Regions from separate parts of the Homo sapiens genome. Here region 1 is linked to region 2. A link is a loop called in an ENCODE intact Hi-C map of the cell type or tissue named here. Cell type or tissue: adrenal gland. All regions are shown on one strand. Links, peaks and the distances in the headings refer to the core of each region. The heading gives the core; the rest is flanking DNA.

Region 1 (5,364 bases), core at 90-5,089, 160 kb after region 2:
CAAGGCGTCACTGGGAGCGGAGGGATTCCCGCCCCCCCCACAAAAGGCTGCAGCTCAGCCCGGGTGGCGCTAGCGCAGCGCCAGTCCCGGCCTCCGGGTGCGCAGCCCAGGCGGGGCCCTGGCGTGCAGATGCGCGCGTGTGCGGGCGAGGGTCGGCGGCACGGCGGCAAGGACACCGAGTTCAAAGCCGCCGGTGGATCGCCCCCGAGGGCGGCCCGGATGGCCGGAGGACCCCCCCCGCCCCCGCGCCGACGCACCCCCGGAGCCCGCGCCAGGCCCGCCGCCACGGCTGCCGGCGCCCTCCGCTTTGCAATGTAAATTTCAGCGGGACAAATTGCTTATTAATAGTCTAGAAGAGAAGCCGGTTTCTTTCTTTCTTCTTTTCTTTATCTGTTTTTATTTCTACATGGCCCCTAGCTATGCCCTGGGCCGCCTTGCCGCCCAGCAGTTTTCTCTTCATTTCAATGTCCTAAAGAAAATGCAAATTTCCACAGTGTGGCCTTTTTAAAAAGTTAAATTAGCAACAGCTTTAAGTGACTCCATTAGTATGGAAAACACACATGTTTAATGTGGGAATAGCTTCCTTTTAACGGGACTCATTCTGGTCTGTACATTCAGCAAACCCTTAGAGTTGGTAAAGAATCTCTTCGCGGCCGAATTTGTAGCCAGAGGTGCACCCTCCCCCTTCCAGCCCCGGCGTGCACCCGCCTTCCTGGGGGGAGAGGAGGGGTGCGTCCCGCCGCCGCGCGCTGCTGGACCCAGTCCGCTGGCTTGGATCCCTTAGAAGTCGCGCGAATGTGCGCGAAAGGGTTTATGCAGGCTGGAAGGGAGGAGAGCTTGACACATTTCTGTCCAAGAGCGGTATGCTCTTCCTTCCCTCCCGGCCTCATCGTCGCAGTCGCCGGAGCTGAGTTAATTACCCGGACGGACTCCCCGGCCCGGCCGCCGGCACCCATCGCCCCACTTTTGCGCACCAGAACGGGTGTATACACTCTGTTAAGGTGCTGTGAAGGAGTGAGATCGGGTAGCCGAGGAGGAGGACATTAGTACATCGGTGACCGTGGCCACCCTTTCCGTCCGTGCCCACTGTAGCTCTCCACCACCCCAACTTCCTTTACTCGTGTTGGCAAACCGCGGTTTCAAACTAGAATTTTATTGGCAAACTTTTGTGCGCGGTTAGCTTCCAGAAGAGGGTATTTAATTTTGTTATGAGGTCTGGCCGCCCCCTCCTTTCCCTTCAAGCCAGTGGCATCGCACTCCACACCCGTCCATGAAAGAGTTAAGATTTATGGTATGCTGGAGAGGTCTTGTTAGGATGTAATCTGCATTTTTAAACTACTGCGTAATAAAAAGTGAGAAGTTTTGAGACACCTTTCTTGATTATACCTTTGGCAATACTTTAGGTTTTACATTTAATTTGCATTTTGTTCTTGGTGAATATTGAAGTCTTGAGTGGAGGATTGAATTTTATTAGGACATCTGGACTGACAATATCAAATCAGACACCAGTGTCCCAAAGCATGCTAAAATTTCAGAGTTAATTAGAACGCAGTGTGTTTAATTAAAGCCAATTATAATATTTGAAATTATCTGATCGATCCGTGTTTGTACAGTTTGGGTCTGTTTAGGTGTTGATTGGCGCACTTTGCGCGTGGTTCGATCTCGGAACTTCTCTGGGGAAAGTTTGCTTTGTAAACTGGCGGGGGCGGGCCGGCGCGGAATCGGCGTCTCCCGCGCCCGCTCGGGCGCATCCAGCAGGACTGATTTTCCGGGCGCCGCCGAACGCAGCTCGAGAAATCCCAGCTCGTTGCTAAACCGATGGGCCTTTTAGGGTCCGAGGGACGTCGCCACGCACCAGCTGTCTTTTCCAGCTCGGCTGCTCCTCCGGAGTATCTTTACAGACAGGCAACCTTTCGGGTTGCCGGGTGCGTTGGGAGAAGCCCAAGTTCGCCAGTGTTTGATTTGGGGGTTTCGCTCAAGTAGAAGAGCCCCCAGAGCTGACTCGTGGGGTCGGCCAAAGTGACCGAAGGAATCCGAGAAAAGTTAGGAAAAGGAAACAATAATTAACTGTTTCCCTTATAATTTAGCACGCTGCAGGAGCCGAGGCACACCCCGGCGTTTTCGCCCCGCTTGGAGCGCCCATGGTTTTCCAGGGAGAAGGTTGAGCGAGTTCCAGGTCAGGTCCGTCGCCCCGCTGCGGGGCCGGGCACTTAGAGCGCAGGTTTCTCTCCAGCAAGGACGTTCGCATGGCGCTTGGTACCTAGGCCTTCTGCCCAGTGCCGGGCTTGGTCCGACCCTTGCTCACGCAGGTGGGCGGCAATTAGGACTAGGCGGCGTGTGGCGGTTTCCGCGCGCCCCTGGGGTCACGGCGTCAGCTAGGACTAGGTGCTCCGGTCGCGCAGGAGCCGGGGCCCAGCTGCTGGGGCCGGCAGGACCCGGGGCGGACACCTGCCCCGGGGTGGGTGGGAGCCCAGGCTGTTCTGCTCCCGGCTCCCGGCTGCGCAGCGGCACTCCACTCTCCCCACCCCAGGAGGCGCTGTTTGTCAAACTTGGCCGCCTTGGCAGGAGGCGCCTGCACGTTCTCACTTGGAAGCTGAGCCTTCCCTGGTACTGGGGGTCGGGCTTCAGCAATCTTAGCCGTACAGAATAAATATTAGAGGGAGGAGGCAATGCAGAGAACAGGGGTCTGGGACCCTTCAGTTTTTGCTTTTTACCCGTGAACCCAACAGGGCATCCTTCCTCCAGCGCAGGGAGGAGGCGCCCGTTGGTTTGCCCCATGTGCCAGGGGGAGTTGCCCAGTAACTTGCCTCAGAGGGCAGGCGGGGTGCGCGGCCTGTCTTGGGCTCTGCCGCCAGATGCCGCCTGAGGCCCCCGCGGCTAGCATCTCCGCGCCGAGAGGGCGAAGGCGCCCTCTCTGGTCCTGAGTAACCCACCCAAACCTGGCCGGGCTCCCTTTGTGCGCGACTGAGGTTGGGATGGCCCTTACTTCTCGGTTTTCCCCGGCCCACGGACGAGCGTGACCCCGTGGCGCAAGACGAACTTGGAGCGCTCTCAGAGGCCGCGTCACCACCCGTGGTGGGCAGGCTTTGCCAGTGCGTGCTGTTTCCACCCTATCCCGCAGTTCCCGGGATTTTCTAGGTGCGTCTCTCCTGGCCCCTCTGACCTCCTTCCCACTGGGGCCCAGGGTCAGTTTGGCTCTCTCTTTTCCTGTTCTTTCCCCGGCCCCTGCCTGTGCTTGGCGCCCGATTCTGACCCCAGGCTTGAGCAGGGCTAGAGGCCCGGAGGCCGGCACGGTCTGAGCGTGACCCCCGGGCGCGGAGGACGTTGGGGCGGGCCGCGCCTGCAGCTCAGCACTGGCGGCGGGCACACGAACTGGCGGCTTTTCGTGCATTGGCTTTCACCCTTTCCCGAAGGCTCCAAGTGACATGGCCAGGCAGCTTGGGCCTGTGGCCATGGGCCCTCCGATGGTGCGGCGTCGGGTCGAGCCCGCGCACCCCCTGATACTCCAGGGGACTTGGCCTCCAGGAACTCTCGGCCCAGGCTTCTCAACGCCGGAAATGCAGTTTATTACTCTTTGGAAGGATGTTAGGGAGGTAGGCGGGTGCCCTGGGCTAAGCCTCGATCAAGAAGGGGGCATTCGCCCGGTGCCCTGGGCGCTGGGCCCTGGGCCCGTGCAGACACCGCGGCAGGCCTCGCGCCCTGGGATTCCAACTTGGCCGAAGTTTCTGGGTGGGGGTGGCTTGGAGTCCGGTACCAGCCCAGGTCCCCGTCTCTGGGCCTTGCACCAGGCACCAGTGGAGGATCTGAGACTGAGGAGGGGTAAGGGGAAAGTTTCCTCTCTACGCGCGCCGAACAGCCCCCTTCACGGGTGGGTAGTGGGTACCGGCGGAGGACGCTGGCACGCGCGGTGGCTCGGGCACTGAGTGGCTGGGCAAGGAGGCCAGGGTGAGCCTAGGTGCGGCTCCTGGGAGGTTAGAGCCCCCGCTAGACTTCAGCCAGGTTTTTTGATGGTGCCACGGATCAGTGGCCCAAGCGCCGCCAGGGCCTTCTGCCCTGCGCCCGGCACGCCGCTCCCAGAGCCGGGCGCCAGGGGCGGCGGGCGCTGTCTCTTTAAGGTCACTGCCTGCTCCGGCACGACATGGGGAGGACAGCTGGGCACTGGCCATCTGACTGACTCCGGCTTGACATCTGGGAGCCCACTGGTGTGTGGCACGCGAAGCGCTTGATGCCGCTATTTAAATGCAAATGTGAGGGGGCTCATTGAAGCCTCTCCCCGTAAATCCGCACAAAAGGAATACTTCCCACCCTCCGAGGAGGAGGCGGCGGCGGCAGCTCGAGGGCCACCCGTGCAAATCGCGTTGGGCGCGGGGCCCTGAGCGGTCGCCGCAGCCGTCGCGGCCCGCGGGGTCCCCGGCAAAGGTCAGGCTCCGCCCAGTCCGGCCCCCGGACGCCGGTCTGGCCCCTGGGAGCGCTCTGTGCACCGAGGTTAGACCTGCGGCCGCCGTGGGCCTGCAAAACTTCCAAAGTAGCAGCCTGTTTCTCCTCGTCTCCCTTCTCCTGGGTACCCAGCGCCCCGCCTTCCCCAGAAAGGGCGAGGGGTGGGGGCAGGGCTCCCTCGGGAGGTGGCCAAGCGCCGGGACGCGCTCCCAGCGTTACTCAGGACACTTGGGATTTGGCCTGCAGCCCCCTTCCCCATCCCTGGCCTGGCTGCGGTGTCCCTTGCTCCCCTCTGCTGCTGCTCCTGCCCCATCAAGTCGAAAATCTGAGGGTGGGATGGGGTGGGGGACCAGGGGGTACCCTCCCAGGCCGCTCCGCAGCAGGCCGAGGTGGAGACCCTGCCCGGTAGGCGAGTCCTTGTGCCCACAGCTCGGAGCCAGCAGCGGAGTGACAAAAAAGATAAAGTTGGTGAATGATAAAGACCGTATTTTCCACGCTTTGGGTGCGGGACCAGATGATCTAGAAAATGAGCTGAAATGGATTCAGCCTCCGAGCCTGTTGTGAGAGCAGCTGATTCCCCCATTTCGGGCCAGATGGCTGCTGAACACAGATTTGCATTCATTTTCGCTTAATATCGTCCAAAATAGTGGGGCAGCTGCATTTGTTGTCAAAAAGGTTTAAAACCCCTTTTCTTTCTGGGGCAGGATCGTTACCTTATGTGATGGGCTTATAGAACTTTTTTTTCCTCTTTAGTCAACAGTATCAGATTTAGAAGGATTTGTTTTTAAACCTTCTAATTTGGTAATCAGATTTAAATCGCCTTGGCGCGTGTAATCTGAATTAAAGATACTGTAAATGATTTTAAGCATGATACTTTCGTTAGCGCAAGGAAGGGGCACCTCTAGCACAGGCTGGACATTTTAGGAA
Region 2 (5,364 bases), core at 136-5,135:
TGGTGTATTAGGTAGCACGGAGAATTTTGGATTTTCGGGTGTTGGGGGGCAGGGAGTTAGAGTAATTATTTGGGGGAAAGGGGTACTGGTTTCTATGATGTGCCTAAGGGAAGAGGGATTCTAGTTTCTCTGGCTAGCCTCAGAGGAGAATGAGGGGCAGGGACAGGAGGGCAAGAGAAGATCAGAGAAAAACTTTTGCTTCTGAGGTTGTAGCTGAGGCCTCATTCTAGGCTTCTGTTTCCTGAGCCCATGTTGTCACTGTTGATATCAAGAGGCCTAGGGGCAGCAGATGACCTCCTCCCAGCTCTAGGAGCTCTGATATTCTGACATGGACAGCAGACTACTAGGCTCTGCCCTGAGCTGAGCCAGGTTTTGGGGAGCTATGGGATACACAGGTGCCCACTGGTAGATGGCACTTTTCAGCTATTAAAAGCCCCCAAAGGTAAACATCTGTATTGATCATTCAGCACCCCATTAAGCTGATGATGTGGGACCCACACTGCCCATGACCCACTGTATAGCTAAGGAAACTGCCCAACCCACAGCAGAGGAGGGACATCGCCAGGACTCACTGCCCCGAACAGTGCCCTGGAAAGTCCATCCTCTCTCCCTATGACCATGTTAGGGCCCACAGGGAAAAACTGGCCATGACCCTATTAAATTGGCTTGGGCTGGCACAGAATGCGCTGGACCTGGCCTAGAATGCGCTGGACCTGGCCTTTCCCTTAAGCCCCATTAAGCTGAAAAGCAAGGACTGTGGCTGATTGTGGCCATGTGCCCACGGGTTCCTCCTGGCCGCTAATATTCTACTGACCCTGTATATAAGCATCATTTAGCCATGGTTTTTTTTTTTTTTTTTTTTTTTTTGAGACGGAATCTCGTTCTGACGCCCAGGCTGGAGTGGAGTGGCATGATCTCGGCTCACTGCAACCTCCGCCTCCCGGGTTCAAGCAATTCTTCTCCCTCAGCCTCCCAAGCAGCTGGGACTACAGGCGTGTGCCACCACACCTGCATTTAGCCATTTAGCCAAGTTCTATTCCGTCTTGGTGGTGGTGGTGGGGTTCCCATAGCCTGAAGAATAAGGGCCTGGGGCTCTGGGCCTGGGGACTGAAGCTTAGGCCTTGGAGACCTGAAGCTCCAGTGGAAGATGCTTTCCTGGACTTTCCTGGCAGCAAAAAAAACTTCACCTCTTGCCTATGAATTGCCTGTATTTTAAAGGGTGTGTGTGTGTGTGTGTGTGTGTGAGAGAGAGAGAGAGAGAGAGAGAGAAATTGAGGTGTAATTATTTTGCTGGGTGATGACAACAAACATTTACTGCTCCTAAACAGGCAAGGAAATGATTTAGCCATGAACTTTTCATGATGCCTCATTCCCTCCTGTGGTCCCGTGGTCCTCAGGCTGCGCAGTGGGAGAAGGGGGGGTGGGGGGCCACAAATAACCCACGTGGAAAGGAATGTGGGGTCAGCCTCAGGAAAACTGGGAGGGGAGGTCCCACCTGGTGGGGGTCTTTGTAAACCCTACCAAGGGAAGCCCAGAAACACAAAGAGGTGCAGGGAGAGAAAGAAGGAGGAGGTGTTTTAAAGAGTAAAGCCTGGCATTAGAAAGTGTTATTCGAGTAAAATGGCCAACGTTTCCTTTCTTTTAAGAGCGACTCTTAAATTCCAATTACTCCGCCCCCAAAGACCAGTTGAGAATAACCCCAACTGGAGGGAATTAATTTCCTTAGGAATTTCACTCTTACAAGATTAATGGAGCCCCCCTGCAGAGAAACGGTAAAACTGTAAGTACAGTAGATTTGCACCTGAAGGATACATATTTTAATTTCTGTTCTCAAGCTGCGATAACATCTTCTCCAGCTACTATAAAAAGCATAAATGAGCACCCGCACGTCTGCTGAGAACTTGCAACCCCAGGCTCCCCGGGAGCAGCCCCGCGCCGACCCTCCACGTTGCTCGCCTGGGTGCGGCGTGGGCGCGGGGATGGGAAGGCGCGGGGATGGGAAGGCCCAGGGCAAACAGCCTCCCCGCGAGCCGGGTCGACCCAGCCCAGAGCAGAACCCCTGGACCAGATTATCTTAAGTCGACCCCTACCCCGCCCCCAGCCCTGTCACCCACCGTGGCACCGCCCTCCCGCGGGGACAATTGGCCTGGACCAAGAATGGGGAGCCTGAACAGTGGCCGGTCTCCCACCCGCTCCTCCGGAGCCTGCAGGGGGGTTCAGCCTCTGTCCAGCAGACTTCCTGGCCCCAAGAACGGGCCTTGGGAAGGGGCTCCCCTGACTCCAAGTTGACAGCAGCCCGTCCCTTCTCCTTAGCCCAAGCCACTCTGGCAATGGGGACCTGCCTCCCTCACGCTAACCAAGGACCGGTCTGGGATGGGGAGTTGGAGATGGGCTGTGAGGACTCTTCTCTCAGCCCTTAAGAGTCCAGAACTTATCTGGGAACACATCAGCCAATTTTCTGTTCCCTTTCTTGCCAGGAACTGCTTTTATTGGAAGAAGTCTATGTATATGCATGCCATAAAGGTTGTTTATGCTGTCATAGCTAGATTTTTATTGGTTGTATTTTTGCTGCACTTGCTTGAAAAATAATTATTTTCAAAGAAAAGAAGAATTACATATCCAGTAAACTAAATAAGACTCACTGTTTATTAGAGACCTCTGACAGCTCCTCAAACACGAAAAAAGATTTCCAAGTAGTGGATGGACAATTTATGTGTAAGTTTATTTGTAAAACAGATTTCAAAACATACTTCATCTTGACTCTGCCAATAAAAATACATTCCATTTCTTTTCAGAAGTATGTCTTATCTGATGGCTTCACAGTAATCTGGTTTCCCCTAAGAAGCTAAGACTATCTGGGTAAGTGTGTACCCAGTAGCCTAACCTAGCTTTGGGTTGAGTTGTGGGGCTGCTATACAGAGGGGAAAAGTGATTACGTCCCACAAGAAGTTCTCTAGAAGAAATGTATTTATAAGAAATGTAGTTCATAAATCCCAACCCAGCTATTGCAATCTCTAAAAACTAGTTAAAACAATTTTCAAACATGTTTGTAATTGTTTGTTTACAATTTATCGGGGGGGAAGAAAAACTCACCCTGGAATGCCTGCCCATTTTCCATTCCCTACATAGATTCTAATCTCCCACCTAGGATGAGCCAGGGACTTGGGCGCGAATTGTAGTGCCAGATTCCAGGCTGTAGGTGGCATAAGTGCCTCTTCAGGCTGGAGAAACAGCAGCCTTTGTTGAGTGGCTTTATTCAACCTGAGAAACCACAGCTGAGAATTCACACAAACCGATGCTGTATTTGTGGAGGCTCCACCGACTCACCCAAAACACGTGCTTTTCCCCTGACCTGCAAACTTTTAACACCTTCTTCTCTTCCCGTTTCACTAGGCTATTTGAGATCCTGCAAGATTTATCAAGACTGTACTAGCCATATGAAAGCATGTTAACACAGGGAGGGAGAGAGGAAAAGCCCTCCACATGTTATGACTGGCATACATGCTTCCAAAGCATCGTTACTAACCGAAGGCCCAGTTCCTGAGGCGATCACCCCAGACACACTGAATGCAATTTGTTGGTCACTGAGTGGGTATACCTAATCACCACAGATGTTTACATGCAGCTGCATTTTCTCTCCGTTTGAGTCACAATGTTTTATATGTAAATAGTATTGTGTGCATGTGTGTGCATATGTGTATTTATCCTCCAAGTCCAGATGGAGTTAATTTTCTGCTGTTATTTGTAGTTCATGTTTCATATCTAAGAAACTAAGGACCCAGATGAGCTTTCCTTGGTGTCACAAACTTTTTTTTTTTTTTTTTAATAGAGATGAGGTCTCACTATATTGCCCAGGCTGGTCTCCAACTCCTGAGCTCAAGTGATCTTCCTGCCTTAGCCTCTCCAAGTGCTGGGATTACAGATGTGAGCCACTGCACCTGGCCAACAAACTTCTGATTCTTATAGAATCAGATGTAATTCCTTAGAGACCTGAGAAGTTCTATACTCAGGTTCTTTCGTGCCGTCTGACTCCAAGAGCTCTTGCCTGAAGGAGGTCCCTTCCAGGACACTGAGTCCCAACCCACACCACCTCCTTGGAGGGCGTGTGCCCTCTCTTCCGCTGACCTTGACATTCTTGCACAGGCTGCTTGTGCACAGAGGCATCACCTCCCAGAGGGGACCTCTGGAGTGGCCCCAGGTACCAGGTACAGTCAGCCGCTTCTACCTGTGGAAGGCGATCAGGGTAGAAAGCTCTGGGAAGCACTAAAAATACACACAACCCTTACAAACACAACTCGGTGATACATGCTAATAGTTCTGGACTCCAAACTGGGGCCAAAGCACAGACTCCACAGCTAGTTCTAGCATGTAGCAGATGTCACCCAACCTGGAAAGCTACTTGGTTGAAACTTAGTTAAATCCGTGGCCACAGCAGTTTTATACTTGACCTGAGTCCTCCAATGTCTGCCACACCTGCAGTGGCTTCCTTCCCATTCTCTCTCTCCTCTAAAATACAAGAGGCATTTCCCCCCAGTGCAGGAAGATGGAACAGACTATTTTGGTTAATCATCTACATTTGTGTTCTTGAGTTTCTTCTGGAGTTGTCCAGCCTGGGGCTGCATGCACATTGGCCCACCACAAATGCCTCCCTCTGCGGAGAGTGAGGTGGGCCGGTCGGGGCAGAACGCCTGCTTCTCAATGCACCCCTTGCTCACTCAGCTCTGGGAGCCCCCCTGCCAGCGTGCCCGAGAGCTACTCTAAATGAAGTTCGAGCTCCATTTCAGGAAGGTGGTGAGACAATAAAATAACCCAGGATGACGTGAACAGTTTTGCATTTGCTTCAAACTCTGAAAGGATTCATGGTTCCCACGGCCTCCAGACTGGATGGACCACTTTGGGTTTCAATGGCAGGATGATTTTTCTGTAAAACAATGGCTGGCTTTAAATTTCTTCTTCTAGAACAAACCAAAAAAGAAAAGAAAAAACAAACCACTAATTCTTAAGGATGCATAGGCCCCAGTTGCCTGATGGTATGTAGAAAGAAAGAAAGAAATACAGCGGTAATGTTCTGGTGAGGGAGCTAGTTTCCTAGGAGTCAAGTAGAAGTTTGCTGTTGACTCCATGATTAGCCTACGTCTGAGGTTGTATCTATTACTTGCCCATCATATGAAATATGCTTTAATCAAAAGAAACATCTTATTGAAACACTCCATGCCAACATTACCTTCAGACTTTGCCACCATAACATATACGTTCTTTTTCCAGTTTGCCGCTGGTTGAAATGACTAAGTGGAAACGGGAGATGCAGGAAGAAAGTCACCCTCCTATGATGAGAGACGGATGTGTGGGGCCCTAATGAGGAAC

The links. A loop is a pair of places that touch in the nucleus more often than their neighbours do. Peaks named below come from ENCODE experiments on the same cell type or tissue, not always from the same donor. Only the 100,000 strongest peaks of a DNase experiment are listed, where the experiment ranks them.
Region 1: it touches region 2 in a loop (2.1-fold over the local background); 20 of 110 quality-filtered maps call a loop at or near these places.

The regions. Positions count from the first base shown.
Region 1 is chr10:129,966,248-129,971,611 of GRCh38, reverse strand. No RefSeq gene overlaps it. Among named protein-coding and RNA genes, the nearest start is that of EBF3, 4.7 kb to the right of the region's middle. RefSeq lists enhancers at 240-859, 2,722-3,341, 4,584-5,204. In adrenal gland, for the core only: no CTCF peak of the experiment used is centred there; a DNase peak (open chromatin) is centred at 2,579; H3K4me3 peaks cover 294 bases; H3K27me3 peaks cover 5,000 bases.
Region 2 is chr10:130,125,811-130,131,174 of GRCh38, reverse strand. It overlaps LOC102724883 (a long non-coding RNA gene), which reads right to left. Exons shown (of 3, transcript NR_188169.1): 3 at 3,825-4,921. It overlaps LOC105378561 (a long non-coding RNA gene), which reads left to right. Exons shown (of 6, transcript XR_001747659.2): 3 at 871-2,859; 4 at 3,394-3,588. Among named protein-coding and RNA genes, the nearest start is that of GLRX3, 7.9 kb to the left of the region's middle. RefSeq lists an enhancer at 4,338-4,507. In adrenal gland, for the core only: a CTCF peak has its summit at 3,195; a DNase peak (open chromatin) is centred at 3,215; H3K27me3 peaks cover 390 bases.